Linked DNA regions of Homo sapiens: region 1 is linked to region 2. Evidence: chromatin loops called from intact Hi-C (ENCODE). Cell type or tissue: natural killer cell. All regions are shown on one strand. Links, peaks and the distances in the headings refer to the core of each region. The heading gives the core; the rest is flanking DNA. Region 1 overlaps LOC124900167 (a long non-coding RNA gene). Region 2 has its middle 73 kb from the start of COQ2.

Region 1 (8,336 bases), core at 88-8,087, 73 kb before region 2:
TCAGTTCTGCCCACTTGTATTAGTCTGTTTTCATGCTGCTGATAAAGACATACCTAAGACTGGGCAATTTACAAAAGAAAGAGGTTTATTGGACTTACAGTTCCATGTGGCTGGGGAAGCCTCACAATCATGGCAGAAGGTGAAAGGCATGTCTCACATGGAGGCAGACAACAGAAGAGAACTTGTGCAGGGAAACTCCTGTTTTTAAAACCATCAGATCTTGTGAGACTCATTCACTATCATGAGGACTGTGCAGGAAAGACCCATCCCCATAATTCAATCACCTCCCACTGGGTTCCTCCCATGACATGTGGGGATTGTGGGAGTTATAATTCAACGTGAGATTTGGCTGGGGACGGAGCCAAACCATATCATGTTGCTCCTGGCCCTCCAAAATCTCATGTCCTCACATTTCAAAACCAATCGTGCCTTCCTAACAGTCCCCCCAAAGTCTTAACTCATTTCACCATTAACTCAAAAGCCCACAGTCCAACATCTCATCTGAAACAAAGCAAATCCCTTCTGCCTATGAGCTGGAAAGATTGTAAAATAAAAAGCAAATTAGTTACTTCCTAGATACGATGGGAGTACAGGCATTGGGTAAATACAGCCATTGCAAATGGGAGAAATTGGCCAAAACAAAGGGGCTACCGGGGCCATACAAGTCCGAAATCCAGCAGGGCAGGCAAACCTTAAAGCTCCAAAATGATCTCCTTTGACTTCATGTCTCATATCCAGGTCACACTGATGCAAGACGGGGGTTCCCATGGTCTTGGGCAGTTCAGCCCCTGTTACAGCCTCCCTCCTAGATGCTTTCGCCTCCCTCCCAGATGCTTTCACGGGCTGGTGTTGAGTGTTTGCAGCTTTTCCAAGTGGACAGTGTAAGCTGTCAGTGGATCTACCATTCTGGGCTCCGGAGGATGGTGGCCCTCTTCTCACAGCTTCACTAGGCAGTGTCCAAGTAGGGACTCTGTGTGGGAGCTCCAATCCCACATTTCCCTTCCACACTAGCAGAAGGGTTCTCCACAAGAGCCCTGCCCTTGCAGCAGACCTCTGCTTGGACATCCAGGCATTTCCATACATCTTCTGAAATCTAGGTGGAGGTTCCCAAACCTCAATTCTTGACATCTGTGTACTCACAGACTCAACACCACGTGGAAGCTGCCAAAGCTTGAGGCTTGCACCCTCTGAAGCCACGGCCTGAGCTCTGTGTTGGCCCCTTTTAGCCATGGCTGGAGCAGCTGGGCCTCAGGGCACCAAGTCCCTAGGCTGCACACAGCATGGGGACCCTGGGCCCAGCCCATGAAACTGCTTTTTCCTCCTAGGCCTCTGGGCCTGTGATGGGAGGGGCTGCCGTGAAAACCTCTGACATGACCTGGAGACATTTTCCCTGTTGTCTTGGGTATTAACATCCGACGCCTCATTACTTATGCAAATTTCTGCAGCTGGCTTGAATTTCTCCTCAGAAAAAGGGTTTTTCTTTTCTATTGCATTGTCAGGCTGCAAATTTTCCAAACTTTTATGCTCTGTTTCCCTTATAAAACTAAATGCCTTTAACAGCACCCAAGTCACCTCTTGAATGCTTTGCTGCTTAGAAATTTCTTCCGCTAGATACCCTAAATCATCTCTCTCAAGTTCAAAATTCCACAAATCTCTAGGGCAGGGGCAAAATGCCACCAGTCTCTTTGCTAAAACATAAGAAGAGTCACCTTTGCTCCAGTTCCCAACAAGTTCCTCATCTCCATCTGAGACCATCTCAGCCTGGACTTTATTGTTCATATCACTATTGGCATTTTTGTCAAAGCCATTCAACAAATCTCTAGGAAGTTCCAAAATTTCCCACATTTTCTTGTCTTCTTCTGAGCCCTCCAAACTGTTCCAACCTCTGCCTGTTACCCCATTCCAAAGTTGCTTCCACATTTTCAGGTATCTTTTCAGCAACACCTGACTCTACTGGTACCAATTTACTGTATTAGTTCATTTTCAAGCTGCTGATAAAGACATACCCGAGACTGGGCAATTTACAAAGAAAGAAGTTTAATGGAGAACTCACAGTTCCACGTTGCTCAGGAAGCTTCACAATTATGGTGGAAGGCAAGTCATATCTTATGTGGATGGCAGCAGGCAAAGGGAGGACTTGTGCAGAGAAACTCCCATTTTTAAAACCATCAGATCTTGGGGGACTCATTCACTATCACAAGAACAGTGCAGGAAAGACCTGTCCCCAAAATTCAATCACCTCCCACTGGGTTCCTCGCATGACACGTGGGAACTGTGAGAGTTAAACTCAAGATGAGATTTGGGTGGGGACACAGCCAAACCATATCACCACTTCTCCAGGCCCTTCACACTCTGGGTCCCCAGAATCTACAACCATCATGAAATGGTTTTAACAAGATGAGATCAGTAAACACAAAACTACCAACTAATGCCCAACCCAGCTCTCCTACCCAAGGACAGGATACTTTTCCTCTCTATGTAGATCCATATGCCTTGACTCATATGCTGCCAAACTTTCTCACCTTCCACAGCTGTGGTGCTGCCCGGTCATGCTGTATCCCATGGTTTTGAGTCCTTCCCTCACCAAGACCCTGTCTCTAGACCCAGGCCTCTGTTTCCTGATACAGACAGAAGTAAATGGATTGTCTGGATTTTCAGATCTGGATAAAGCTAGACCCTAAAAAGTAAATGTCAGGAGAAAACAACAGGAACAAAAAGAGTTATTTTTGGTAAGAGAGAAATGAAAAAATGAGGCAAATCAGAATTTCTGCTAAACAGTGGACAATTACTTCCCACAGGTGTCAGAGAACAGGACATATCTACAGAGGACACACATACATATAAATTTAGTCATTTCCCCTTAGTTTATAGTGATAAACATTTTGTATTCAAATGACAAATTAGTACTTTCATGGTGAATTTACTTTTTGTTAAGTGTTTCAGAGTTGTAATATCTAGTCTTTAAAGTTCTGATTGCTTCGTTTTTCCTCAAATGGATGTTTTTACTTCCTGCCATTCTTTTATTTATTTATTTTTTTGAGATGGAGTCTTGCTCTGTTGCCCAGGCTGGAGTGCAGTGGCATGATCTCGGCTCACTGCAAGCTCCGCCTCCCAGGTTCACGCCATTCTGTTGCCTCAGCCTCCCGAGTAGTTGGGACTACAGGCACCCACAACCACGCCCGGCTAATTTTTTCTGTTTTTATTAGAGATGGGGTTTCACTGTGTTAGCCAGGATGGTCTCGATCTCCTGACCTTGTGATCCGCCCACTTTGGCCTCCCGAAGTGCTGGGATTACAGGTGTGAGCCACCGCACCCATCCACTTTCTACCATTCTTAAACAAAAATTCCATATGTTCTCATCTATTAAAGTCCTGAAATTGAAACTAAGAAGAGTAATCAGGCAGAAAAACCCCAAATTCTCAGAAATAAAAATGAAGTGAGAGAGTGAGAGAGAGGAAGGGAAGGAGGAGAGGAAATGATATAGGAGGAGGAGAAAGCTTGAGTGCAACACATAACTCAGAGTTTGCTTGGGGACATGTTGAGTTTGAGACGCCCATGAGACACCCAAGTAGAGACATTTAGCTGAAATTTGAACACAGGAGCTCAGAATGGTCTGGGATGGAGATATACATTTCGAAATCATCAGCATCCAGCTGACAGTTAAAACTGTAAGAGGATGAGATTGCTCAGGAGCAGTGTGAGAGTGTGGAGAGCAGGGGCCATGGTCAGAGCCGAGGGTGGCCCCATAGGCAGGGGCTGGCAAAGGCAGAAGAGCCTGGAGAGGAATTCACGCCTCACCAATCCCCTTGCCAGTGTGTGAAGTCAAGCATATTGCTTGGCCTTTCTCAGCTGCAGATTCCTCACCACTAAAGTGGAGATAAGGGCTGGTGCAATGGCTCACACCTGTAATCTTAACACTTTTGGAGGCCAAGGTAGGAGGATCACTTGAGGCCAGGAGTTTCAGACCAGCCTGGGCAACGTGGCAAGATTCCCTCTGCACAAAAAAATACTTTTTATTTAATTAGCCAGGCATGGTGACATGCACCTGTAGTCCCAGCTACTTGGGAGGCTGAGGCAGAAGAATTGCTTGAGCCCAGGAGTTTGAGGCTGCAGTAAACTATGCACCCCAGCCTGGGTGACAGAGCAAGACCTTGTCTCTTAAAAAAAAAAAGTGGAAATACGGCCTTCCTACTATTTCCTAGATTTTGTTAAAAGAGATGATATACTGGTGTAGGAACAGGGTTTGTTAAATGCAAAGTGTAATCCACTAAGCATCAGTAATCTCTTGGGCCTAAAAGCTCACCTGAGTTTGGTCACAAACACTGTGAACAGGGAAAAGACCTGTACTCCATAATGCCAGTTCTTATAGCACAGCTTTACAAAGAGCTTCAATGAGCATTGAACTTCTCATTTGTCAAGAGGGAAAAGAAGACAATAATAGCAAAGCCACATATGTAATCTGAGATCTGCTTATCATTTGGAAGAAAAGCAAGCAAAAAACAGTATTTTCAGGAAGCAGCAAAGCCTGGCAGCATGGTGGACTTTGTCTGCAAAATAATTTGTCAGGTTATATCCTTTTGTTTGTTTCAAGAATTTTGACCCAGTGATAGTAGAGAAAGAAATTAAACTGTGAAACATGTCAGAGTGAGGGCTGAATATTTGCATCTGGAGGAGAATCGTGACTGCCTCTTCCCTTACAAAGCCACAGCCCACAGAGAGGGCCTGGCAGCAGAATGACAGGGTTTAGGGGCCGTGTTCATAGACAGTGGGTGACCATGTGATTTCAGCAGAAACACCAAGCAGTGAGGTGCCTGCCTTCAAAGCCACACGGCACATAGTATGAGCTTAAGAATGAGCAAGGACATTTACAAATAAGTCGTTCAATGGCATGTCCTTGTTTTCAGAAATAAGCCTCCCTACAGCACTGTTTAGTGGAGAAAAATAAAAGCCAGCACCCAGGAACCCCATACTTCCCTTAAAGCATTTCTTCCCTCTTCTGTCCTCTCCCAGGTTCAGGACCTCCAGAATTCCTCCTCCTTTTGTAATCACCCATCAGGTTCTTCTTGCCTACTGCACAGATAAAACCAATGCACTGAGACACCACTATTGCAGTAGAGAAAGAGTCTAATTAACACATGGCTAGCCAAGCAACCAATGAGAGTTTATTACTCAAATCAGCCTCCCCAAGAGCTTAGAGGCAAGGGTTTTAATGTATAATTTGTCAGGTAGGGAGCTAGGGAATGGGTGCTGCTGACTGGTTGAGGATGGAATCATAGGGATGTGGAAAACAGTCCTCATGTGTTAAGTCTGCCTTTGGGTGGAGGCCACAGTACTAGCTGAGTCATGAGTCATGGGTCCAGGTGGGGTCAGCCAGTGATGTTATCCGTAGGAGCAATTTGGGCAGCCACAAGTCTTGTGAACTCTGGCTTCATGACTTCCGAGCAGTAAGGGATTATAGAAAAACAAGGGCTGGTTATTCTTTAACCATGCCTACGTTTTAGCAAAATTCAAGTCCCTCCCATAATTCTAATCTTGTGGCTTTTCATTAGTCTTACAAAGGTGGTCTTAGTCCCTGAGAAAGGAGGGGGCTAGTTTTAGGGAGAGACTGTTATCCTTGCTTCAAAGTTAAACTATAAACTAAATTCCTCCTGTGGTTAGCTTGGTGTATGCCAGGGAATGAGTGAGGACAGTCACCTAGTGAGACTAGAAGCAAGATGCAGTCAGCCATGCTAGACTTCTCTCGCTGTCATAATCTTTGCAAAGGCAGTTTTAGTCTTTTCCTCCTCCTCATGGCATCTCATGAAAAACATCTCCCTGCTGTACTCCTTCCCCTGCTCACCAAGCTCCCACACCACCAGCAGGGGACAGACTTCTAGATTATTAAACAGTATATTTAATATTCTAATCTGATGTAATTGCCTTTGGACAACTTCATAAAGTCCAGAAAGTTCCCAAAGATAGGAAGTGGGGGACAGAGACTGATCTTACATTTGTATGACCAAAAATGTCTCATTGTTCATCTTTTTGTTTTTATTGATTGAAACGGAACAGAGCAGATGTGTTAATCTGAGATGCTGAGGCTGATGGATCTCCAGTTTTAAATTTGAAGAACAGAAACCAATACCCTTTCCCCTAAATGATTATTCTTTTATGCTCCTTTATCCTCTGTTTTACCCCCAATCTGCTGTCTTTCAGGAGACAGTGTTTATCAGGTCTTTTCAGTCTGGCCTGTAGACTCAGGAATGGCTGCTGGAGGAGAGAGCTTATGGTTTTGTTTGTTCAGGCTGAGACACAACTGTTAATAATTGTCATCTAAAACCAAGTTAGAGGCCAGGCACGGTGGCTCACGCCTGTAATCCCAGCACTTTGGGAGGCCAACGGGAGCAGATCACTTGAGGTCAGGAATTGGAAACCAGCCTGGACAGCATGGCAAAACCCCATCTCTACTAAAAATACAAAAATGAGACTGGGCACAGTGGCTCACGCCTGTTGGGGGGCCTAGGCAGGTGGATCACGAGGTCAAGAGATGGAGACCATCTGGGCCAACATGGTGAAACCCTGTCTACTAAAAATACAAAAAATTAGCTGGGTGTGGGGGCGGGCACTTATAGTCCCAGCTACTGGGGAGGATGAGGCAGGAGAATCACTTGAACCTGGCAGGCGGAGGTTGCAGTGAGCCGAGATTGCACCACCGCACTCCAGCCTGGCGACAGAGCAAGGCTCAATTAAAAAAAAAAAAAAAAAAGATACAAAAATGAACCGGGTATGGTGACGCGTGCCTGTAATCCCAGCTACTCGGAAGACTGAGACAGAAGAATCACTTGAACCTGGGAGAGGATGTTGCAGTGAGCCGAGATTGCACCACTGCCCTCCAGCCTGGGCAACAGCGTGAGACTCCATCTCAAAAAATAAAATAAGGCCGGGCGCTGTGGCTCACGCCTGTAATCCCAGCACTTTGGGAGGCCGAGGCAGGCGGATCACGAGGTCAGGAGATCGAGACCATCCTGGCTAACACGGTGAAACCCTATCTGTACTAAAAAACACAAAAAATTAGCCGGGCGTGGTGGCGGGCGCCTGTAGTCCCAGCTACTCAGGAGGCTGAGGCAGGAGAATGGCATGAACCCGGGATGTGGAGCTTGCAGTGAGTTGAGACCGTGCCGCTGCACTCCAGCCTGGGGGACAGAGCGAGACTCCATCTCAAAAAATAAATAAATAAAATAAAATAAAATAAAATAAAACCAAGTTAGTTATCTGCTCCCGTGAACTCTAAACTTTCATTCAGATTGAAGATATGCTTTTAAAACATCAGGTGATTAGTTCAAAACAAGACAGCTTTTTTGAAAAACTGAAAACAAAATTCTTTTTTCCCAGAAAAGAAGAATCTTCTACAGGAATTCCCAATTTTCACTCAGAGAAAAAGATATAAATTTCTAGCAGTAAACAGATAGGCATTTTCTTTTCTTTTTTTTGAGATGAGTCTCACTCTGTCACCAGGCTGGAGTACAGTGGCACCATCTCAGCTCACTGCAAGCTCCGCCTCCCGGGTTCACGCTATTCTCCTGCCTCAGCCTCCTGAGTAGCTGGGACTACAGGCGCCCGCCACCACACCCCGCTAATTTTTTGTATTTTTATTAGAGACGGGGTTTCACCGTGTTAGCCAGGATGGTCTCGATCTCCTGACCTCGTGATCTGCCCGCCTCGGCCTTCCAAAAGTGCTGGGATTACAGGTGTGAGCCGCTGTGCCCAGCCAACAGGTAGCCATTTTCTTAAAATGTCTCCAGCCTTCAAGAGTACATGAGTCCAAACTCTGAGACGCGCAATCAAGAAAAGCTTTATGCAAATGAGTTAGATTAGGGGATAGGAAGAAATTCAGGATTACTTCTTGTTTTCTAGCTTCAGCAGCCAGGTGGAGGGTGGAGCCAGAAAACAAAATGGGGAAGATCAGATCTGGGTGGAAGAATAGGTGTTGAGAAAATCTAAAGCTGTTTTTCAACTTGTTAAGTGTGAGGTGCCTAAAACCTCCAGGAGAAAATGTAGAGAAAACAGATGCCAAGAGTTCATCAGTTGGCCGGGTGCAGTGGCTCATGCCTATAATCACACTTTGGGAGGTTGAGGCGGGAGATTCACTTGAGCCCAGGAGTTGAAGACTAGCCTGAGCAACATGGTAACACTCCATCTTTACAAAAAATACAAAAGTTAGCCAGGCATGGTGTTGCATGTCTCTGGTCCCAGATACTTGGGAGGCTGAGGTGGGAGGATCACTTGAGCCCAGGATTCAGAGGTTGCAATGAGCCAAGGTCATGCTACTGTACTCCAGCCTGGGCAACAGAGCAAGA
Region 2 (8,336 bases), core at 175-8,174:
TCCAGCCCCAAAACATCAGCCTAATGGCTAATGTCACCATAACCAAAAACATTCCAACCCTAAGATAAACCGCCCTCTGACCACAAACATGCCAACCCAAGATAGCCTCCCCACCCTGCAATAAACATTCTAACCTGAGACATTCCAGAGACATTCCAACCCTGCAATAAACTTTCCCTCACAAAGAAACATTCCAAGCCTGCGCCTGCGATAAGCTACCCTCTTCCTAAACCCTTAAATACCCTTAGTCTTTAAAAGAGAATGCTCCTGACTGAAATTGGCTAGAAGCCTCTCTCAGGTTTATTCTCCAAAGTAAACCTGTCTTTGACTGTTGAGCCACTTTTCTTGTTTCTTTCCTCTTTCTTTAACTCTTACATATAGTATGATTCCTTTTATGTAAAATTATAGATAGATATATGAATATATAGTGAGATGCATCAAGGAAATGCCATCAAAATGTTAATAAGGTTTATCTCAGGTGATGAGAGTCCAGGTGATCGGAAGTTTTGGGGTGTGGTTGGGGAATCCTATTTTAGGATTGTAGGCAGCTGTTTTCAGTCCACATTTACTCAGGAGAACTGATGGGGTGGGCCTACAAGAATCTATTCTCATGAGGACTCAAAAAGCCCCCTAGGGTATAACTCCTTCCAAGAGAAAAAGAATTAGGGGTCCTGCGTTGGGGTCAAGAACAGTGGCTCAGTATGAGAGGGGAGGGAAAATTATGAGTACATGGTATCTATCTTGCAAATGAATAACCAGTCAGCCTTAATCCATGTTTGCATTCTAGGGAGGGGACCTCCAAGACACGGCCAAGTGAAGCCAGAAGTGCAGTTACAAATTTGCTCATTCTGTCTTTCATTCAGCAAGTATTTACTAAGAGCCTACTAAGTGTCCAGCACTGTTCTAAAAGCTGAGGATACAGTGGTGAACCAAAACAGACAAAACTCTCTGCCTTTGTGGAGCTTATGTTCTAGTCCTTTCTTTCCCCTTGAAGCACAGAAAGCATGTCTTCTTACTATTCCAGTCTTCTTCTTATTCTTATACATCTAGTGCTCCAGAGCAAAGGAAGAATTAGCTTGCAGCAAGAATTTCAGCAGGAATTCCAGAAGAATTTGTGACACATGTCAGGCACATAGTAAGTATTTATGTAATGACACAGCATTTTCAGCTTTGGATTATGATCTCTGGGTGTTTGTGGATGTGTCTGATCTTCCCTTTTGGCTGTATACTCCTTGAGGGGAAGATGGTATCATAGACCGAGTAGGAGCTGCCTATGGTATCGTAGACAGAGTAGGAGCAGATGGTTGCTGCCCAACAGTTGTGAATGACACACTGATCCAGGGAGTAGAAATAGAAATGGAGATGAAATTGGACAGATGGACACATCTTTGTGAAGGGATCCTCAGAGGATTTGGTGACTCACCCAGGAGCCATGGTGAAATGAGAAGGAGAAGAGAATGGATTCCAGGCTTTGGCCCCAACTGGCTGGCAGAACAATACCATTAGAACAAATGTAGGAAATTTCAAAAGCAAAACTGGCTTTTGTAGAGGACTAATAGTTTTAGATATTTTGTTTAGGTGACATTATTGGAATATCCAGGTGGAAATATTTAGCAGCTAATACGAAATGTACATCTGAACAGAGAGGGGGAATCTAAGAGTTTTCTGTTGAGGTGAGAGTTGAGGTCGTGATGGTGAGTGAATGAGTCACCAAGAAAGAGAGGTGATACTCCCAGGACTTATGGTCAGTCCAGTGGTGTTACTTACTGACCACGTGGCTCTGGGTATGCCATTTAAGGGCTCTAACCTTGTGTCTTCAATTCTGTGAAGGGCTAATAATGCCCGTCTTTCCTCATTCAGAATATTAGCATGACAAGATATGGGTGGAAGTGATTTGCAAATCAGTAAGCACAATGCAAATTAAGGCTTTTGGTAAAGGATGGAGCCTGCCTAGGGAGTGAACACTGGGGTTATGACCTTGCTTTTTCACCTCATCAATACACACCCACTCGTGCTTCAGATCTCAGTCCCAGTCTTCCTTGACCACTCATGGCCCAGTGTCCCCAGCATGGGCAGTCATTGCAAGTTGACTCTTGTTACTGTGATGATTTGATCCACACCTATCTCTTATTTCTCAGTTGCACCCCCGGGAGCAGGCTTCACATCTATTTTGCTCCCTGCTGAGAGTGCCTCACTCCATCAATATTCACTGAATGAATAGAAGAGAAAGAAGCAAGGGAGCAAAGGCAGCAAGAAGTATGGAGTCAGAGGAGAAAGAAAAACAGAAAACCACAGCTAGAGACAAAGCTGTAGAGAGCTTTTCAAAAAGGAGGCATGATCAGCAATATTGAATGCTTTAAGAAACAAAAGCAAATGAGGAATTTGAAAAGCTCTGGATTAACTGTATTTAGAACGTTGCTGCCTAAAACAATGGCTGAAATATGACAAGAGACAAAGCTGTTGGATGAGGCTAGTCTGATTTCTAAAGAAGGTATATGTAACTATTGAAAACCCATTCTACTACCATTAGGCATTGAACCCTAGGTAACCTTGCCTTGTGAAGCAAGAAGACAAAAGGCTTATTACTTTGGCAGAGTAACTTGAATGGAGCTGGAGAACTCTGTGAGCCGAAACCAGGTGTGTATTCACCCCGACAGGTCTGTAGTCATTGCTAGAGAAGCTTTATCATTGCTAGGCCTTTGTTCAAAACCCAAGCATTGCAATAAATTTCAGTTCAATTACTTTGATTTGTCTCTGGTGAAAAAGCAGAGTTAATTGGGGTTCATGTACTTCGTACAAATATTTAATAACTTCCATACACTATTTCATAGCGTAGACAGTCATTTTCTAAGGTCAGTTTTCATCTTTGCGATGTGAAATATTTGGAAGATATTTTATTCCTATTTGGTCCTGCAGACCTGTTCTTATGTTTGCAAGAATTCTGGAGGGAAGGACACCCCAAGCTTTCCATACACAGCCATAAAATAAAATACAGCATCTTTATTTCATGGTGGCTTCCTCAGTGTATTGTAAAGACTCTGATAGCTACATTTTTAAAATTATGGTAGAAAACACAAAAAATTTACCTTAATGATTTTTAGTGCATAGCTCAGTAATGTTAAGTATATTTACACTGTTGTGCCACCAATCTCCAGAAACTTTTCATCTTGCAAAACTGAAATGCTCTACCCACAAAACCACAATTCCCCCTTTCCTCCTCCCCCAGGCCGACAACCATCCTGATGGTTACATTTATTTATTTATTTATTTATTTAGAGATGGAGTTTTGCTCTTGTTGCCCAGGCTGGAATGCAGTGGCATGATCTTGGCTCACCGCAACCTCCGCCTCCCAGGTTCAAGTGATTCTCCTGCCTCAGCCTCCCGAGTAGCTGGGATTACAGGCATGCACCACCACGCCCGGATAATTTTGTATTTTCAATAGAGACGGGGTTTCTCCATGTTGGTCAGGGTGGTCTTGAACGCCAAACCTCAGGTGACCCGCTGGCCTCGGCCTCCCAAAGTGCTGGGATTACAGGTGTGAGCCACCGTGCCCAGTCCTACTTTTCTTTTTTTTGGACTGGTCCCTAAAAGCTCTGCCTGGGTGGGTGACCTTAACACATCCCTGGGAAGTGAGGATGTGACCAGAGTCACTAGGTACCCATAGAAATTAGGGCAATGTTTTGGCTAATTCACAGAATCAGTAGCTTCATACAACCTTAAACAAAGAGAAAGCAGTATTCAGTGCTGGATTCATAAACATCATAAGACTGAATCCAGGTAAAGCAATTTCATTCCCAGGTATTAGTCAAATGCCTTGTGCTTGAAGGAGTGGGCAGATTAACAGCTGGAGGAAATGTAGAGCTGATATAGGTCAGGTGGTCATCCATTTAGTTAATATGTATTGACTGTGCCTAGGCTGGATTCAGCACTCGAAAATAAAGTAGCACAAGGCACTTGCAGTCTAGAAACTATAAAGCAGACAATAAATACGCGTTTATTTGCAGCCACTTCCACAATTTCCTACGCGCTTACGGGTATCCTTTTTTCCCTCAAACTTATTTTAAATGGCAAAGATATAGATGACCATATCCTCAATTTTAAAATCTCATCTTATTTTCCACTAAGCAGTTATTTTATAACATTAGTGCTTAACGTGTTTACCATTTAAATGAATCTGTCTTATGACCACTGGATGTCTACCGAGCACTTAGAAGTCAGTCTCATTTACTCCTTAGAAATGCCTCGGAGGAGAATATCATTATCATTTTTATTTTGCAGATGAAGACATAGAAGCTCAGAGAGGCTGAAGGACTTCCAGAGTCACAAAGCTAGAAGGGGGCAGAGTTCGGATTAAATGTGGGTGTTCTGGTTACATTTGGAGGTCCTCTTTACGTCCCCATACATTTGGCACAGCTGGAAAGTTGTCAGCCACTCATCAATGCGCATGTGTATTGCACACTTACCGAGCAAGGCATTTGAATGCTGCAGCAAGTGTGAAAATACAGTCAGTCCCTTACTGAGCTGACACTATAGTGAGGGAAGGCAGATAATCACAAACGAACACACAACTACAGACATGCTAAGTATTGCAAAGGGGTGCTTTGGAAGAATGAAACTCAACAACCCCACCTAGGCTGAGGTGTGGGTGTGGGTGGGGGTGGTGGAGGGCGTGACAGACAAGAATTTTCCTTCTGAATACAAAGCTTCAGGACTGTGTTCTTAATCACTGTTGACTGCAGCCAAACATTCAAGTTGGTTTTGTTCTGTAGGAGGGTTTGGTTACTGCACAGGTGGAGTTAGTTGAATTGTGGGCACCCACACCAGCTGAAACCTGTTTTGATATGCGCACAGTGTGAAACACACCCTCTGTGAGGTTTCTGCTTAAATATACACGATTTGGTGCCAAAATTAGAATCAACACCTGGGCAAGGAAGTAACACCTGACCTATCACTTACTATGTTAGTGCTACTTTCAGCAAAGGAAAGGACAAATATGGTCCTGTTTGGGAGGGGAAAAAAAGTGCCGTTTGACTTGATGCAAATCTTGAGAAAATGATGTCTACTCTGCTCTCTTCCCCTAAATTGACACAATCATGGGAAAAATGGACAGGAAAGCATTAACAAGACACAATTGTAAAAGTTAACAGTAACACAGGCAAGAATCCACTTCTCTATTAAAACCAGGGAGCAGGTTTCTTCAGATAGTTTCATGGTGTACCTGGTTGTTAATTAGTATTAATTTCACTGAACTATATGAACATTAGCTATCCTCACTAGATGTTCTCAGGCCCAGAATGAACAACATGCTCAGTGGACCACTGGACCAGACACTTAGTTTTTAAGACATGGCAAAGACTTTCTCTCTGCTGCTCTTTCTGCAGATTCCAGTCTGGGACACCGGGAACCATGGTTTCCAGACTTTTGAGAACTGTCTCAATTTCAGATATTCCGTTTCTGGTCAAACCACAGCTTCTTGGAGACAAGGGACTGCCATGTCTCATATGTCACTGTGTATCTGTCTCCAACAGAGTGTTTGCATATTGTACATAATGGATTAATTGCATGTCTGCCAATACAGAAATAATCACCACAGTTATGAGAGACATTTAATAAAACCAGAGATGTTGGAGTGTCAGTGCAGACTTGCCATTAAGTAATTAACTGATATAATGAATAAACAGTTATTGAGCACCTACTCTGTGTCAGGCACTGTTGTAGATACTGGGGTTACAGAAGCAAATGAAACAGGCAAAAATTCTGCCCTGGTAGAGCTTAAGTGAGGGAAACAGATAAATAGGAAAACTAAATCGATTATGTGGCATATTAGATGGTAATAGAAAATATGGAGAAAAATACAATAGGGAAGTATTGCAGTGGGGTTGTTTGCAATTTTTGATAGGGTAGTCAGGGAAAGTGACATGTGAGCAGAAATGTGGAGGAATTATGCAGCGAGCCAGGCAGAGACCTGGGGAAGAGCCCTCCAGGCAAAGGTACTGCATGTGCAAAGGTCCTGAGGTGGGAGCATGCCTGGCACTTTCAAGGAAGAGCAAAGAGGTCAGGATGGCTTGAGTAGAGAAAACATGAGTGAGAGAAACAGGAGATAACCGGGGTCAGAACACGTAGGGCAAGCTTGTCCAACCCGCAGGTACCCACAGGCCTCATGCAGTCCAGGATGGCTTTAAATGCAGCCAACACAAATACGTAAACTTTCTTAAACCATCATGAGATTTTTTTTTCTTTTAGCTCATCAGCTATCATTAGAGTTAGTATATTTTATGTGTAGCCCAAGACAATTATTCTTCCAATGTGGCCCAGGGAAGCCAAAAGATTGGACACCCCTGATGTTGGGTTTCATAGGCCACTGTAAAGACTTCAGCTTTTATCTGAGTCAGAGTGGAAGGCACTGGAGAGTTTGATCAGAGGATAATAATGATGATAATATAGTCATGCATCATTTAACAACAGGGATACACTCTTGAAAATGCATTGGTAAGCAATTTTGTCCTTGTGTGAACATCATAGAGTGCACTTACACAAACCTAGATGGTATAGCCTACTACACACCTAGGCTATATGGTATAGCCTAGTTCTCCTAGGTACAAACCTGTACAGCATGTTACTATACTGAATACTCTAGGCAACTGTAACACAATGGTATTTGTGTATTTAAATGTAGGAAAAGTATAATAAAAATACAGTATAAAATATTAAAAATGGTACACCTATATAGGGCACTTACTGTAAAAGGCGCTTGCAGGACTGGACATTGCTTTGGGTGAGCGGATCTCAACTCATACCCCAGAATCCCTGCTTGTCTGTGCTCCCATAGTGTTTACACCCTGTAGCACTTTTTTCTATCTGTTATAATTACAGATTTGGCATTTATATCCTCTCTTAGCAGTGGTTTCCTTGAATGCAGGTGCCACATCTTGCTTTTCCTTGTAGTTCTCTGAGCTCCTAGCACAGGGAAAGGCACGTAGTAGGCATTCGTTGAATGAATGAGAGAAGGAGCTACAGTGGGAAGAACCTGGGTATTATGTCTGGAAAGACTCATTTTAGGGTCCAATCTCCACCACTTCTAATTGTCCACTTATTTGACGCTGGTTGTGCAAGTTGCTTAAACTTCACGAGCCTCACTTCTCTCATCTACAAAATGCAGATAGTAATACCTAGTGAGGCTTCAATGAGATAATGCATGTCAGCACTTGGTACACTGTTCACTCTCTTTCTCCTCCTCTTGAATGAGGGAAGACAGTGATTTCTGAGGAAGGGTTAGGTAGAGGAAGTGTTAAGCAGACCAGAGGGACACTTGACCACTCAGCACTAGAAAACTCTGAAGCCTGCCAGGTTTTTGGTGGGCCTCTCTCCACACCGTCTCTTCACCCATAGCTGGCTTTTTCTGAGAACAGGTACAGGAGCAGGTACAGACTCAGCTCAGAAATGGAAGGAAATTATCTTGACATAATAAAGGCTATAGCTAATAATCATACCCAGCGGTGAAAAACTGAAGGCTTTCTTTCAAGATCAGAAACAAGACAAGAATGTCCATTTTCTACATTTCTACTCAACATACTATGGGTAGTACTAGCCCAAACAATTAGGTAAGAAAAAGAAATAAAAGGCACTCAAATTAGAAAGGAAGAAAAAAATTATATATGTTTGCAAATAATATAATCTTATTTGTAGAAAATCTGAAATATTCCAGAAAAATAAAAAACTGTTAGAACTAATACATTTAGCAAAGTTGGAGGATACAAATTCAGCGCACAAAAATCAGTTGCATTTTTAAAGACTGACAATGAGTAATCTGAAAAAAGTTAATAAAACAATCCCATTTACAACAGCATCAAATAAATAAAATACTTATCCAAGAAAGTGAAAGGCATATAGTAAACTGTAAAACATTGCTAAATGAAATTAAATAAGACACAAACAGAAAGACATCTCATGTTCAGGGATTGGAAGCATTAAAATATCCATACTACACAAAGCAATATACAGATCCAATGCAATGCTTATCAAAGATTCCAATGTCATTGTTTATAGAAATAGAAAAAAAATACTAAAATCCATATAGAATCTCAAAAATAGCCAAAACATCTTGAGAAAGGAAAACAAGGCTGGAAGCCTCACACTTCCTGATTTTAAAGCATTACAGAGGTAGGGTAATTAAAACAGAATGTCACTGACATAAAGACAGACATATAGACCAATGGTACAGAATAAGGAGCCCAGAAATAAACTCTCATGTATATCATCAAATGATCTTTGACAAGAGTGTCAAGACAACACAATGGGGAAAGGATAGTTTCTCAACAAATGGAATTGGGAAAACC

What was found. A loop is a pair of places that touch in the nucleus more often than their neighbours do. Peaks named below come from ENCODE experiments on the same cell type or tissue, not always from the same donor. Only the 100,000 strongest peaks of a DNase experiment are listed, where the experiment ranks them.
Region 1: a loop joins it to region 2, with 5 times the contacts of the local background. A loop is called at or near these places in 6 of 110 quality-filtered maps.

Annotation. Positions count from the first base shown.
Region 1 is chr4:83,134,437-83,142,772 of GRCh38, forward strand. It overlaps LOC124900167 (a long non-coding RNA gene), which reads right to left. Exons shown (of 5, transcript XR_007058167.1): 5 at 5,023-5,070. Among named protein-coding and RNA genes, the nearest start is that of PLAC8, 24 kb to the left of the region's middle. RefSeq lists an enhancer at 5,240-5,534. In natural killer cell, for the core only: no CTCF peak of the experiment used is centred there; DNase peaks (open chromatin) are centred at 4,745 and 5,835; H3K27ac peaks cover 2,454 bases.
Region 2 is chr4:83,207,790-83,216,125 of GRCh38, forward strand. No RefSeq gene overlaps it. Among named protein-coding and RNA genes, the nearest start is that of COQ2, 73 kb to the right of the region's middle. RefSeq lists a silencer at 4,809-4,858. In natural killer cell, for the core only: no CTCF peak of the experiment used is centred there; a DNase peak (open chromatin) is centred at 4,862; H3K27ac peaks cover 3,700 bases.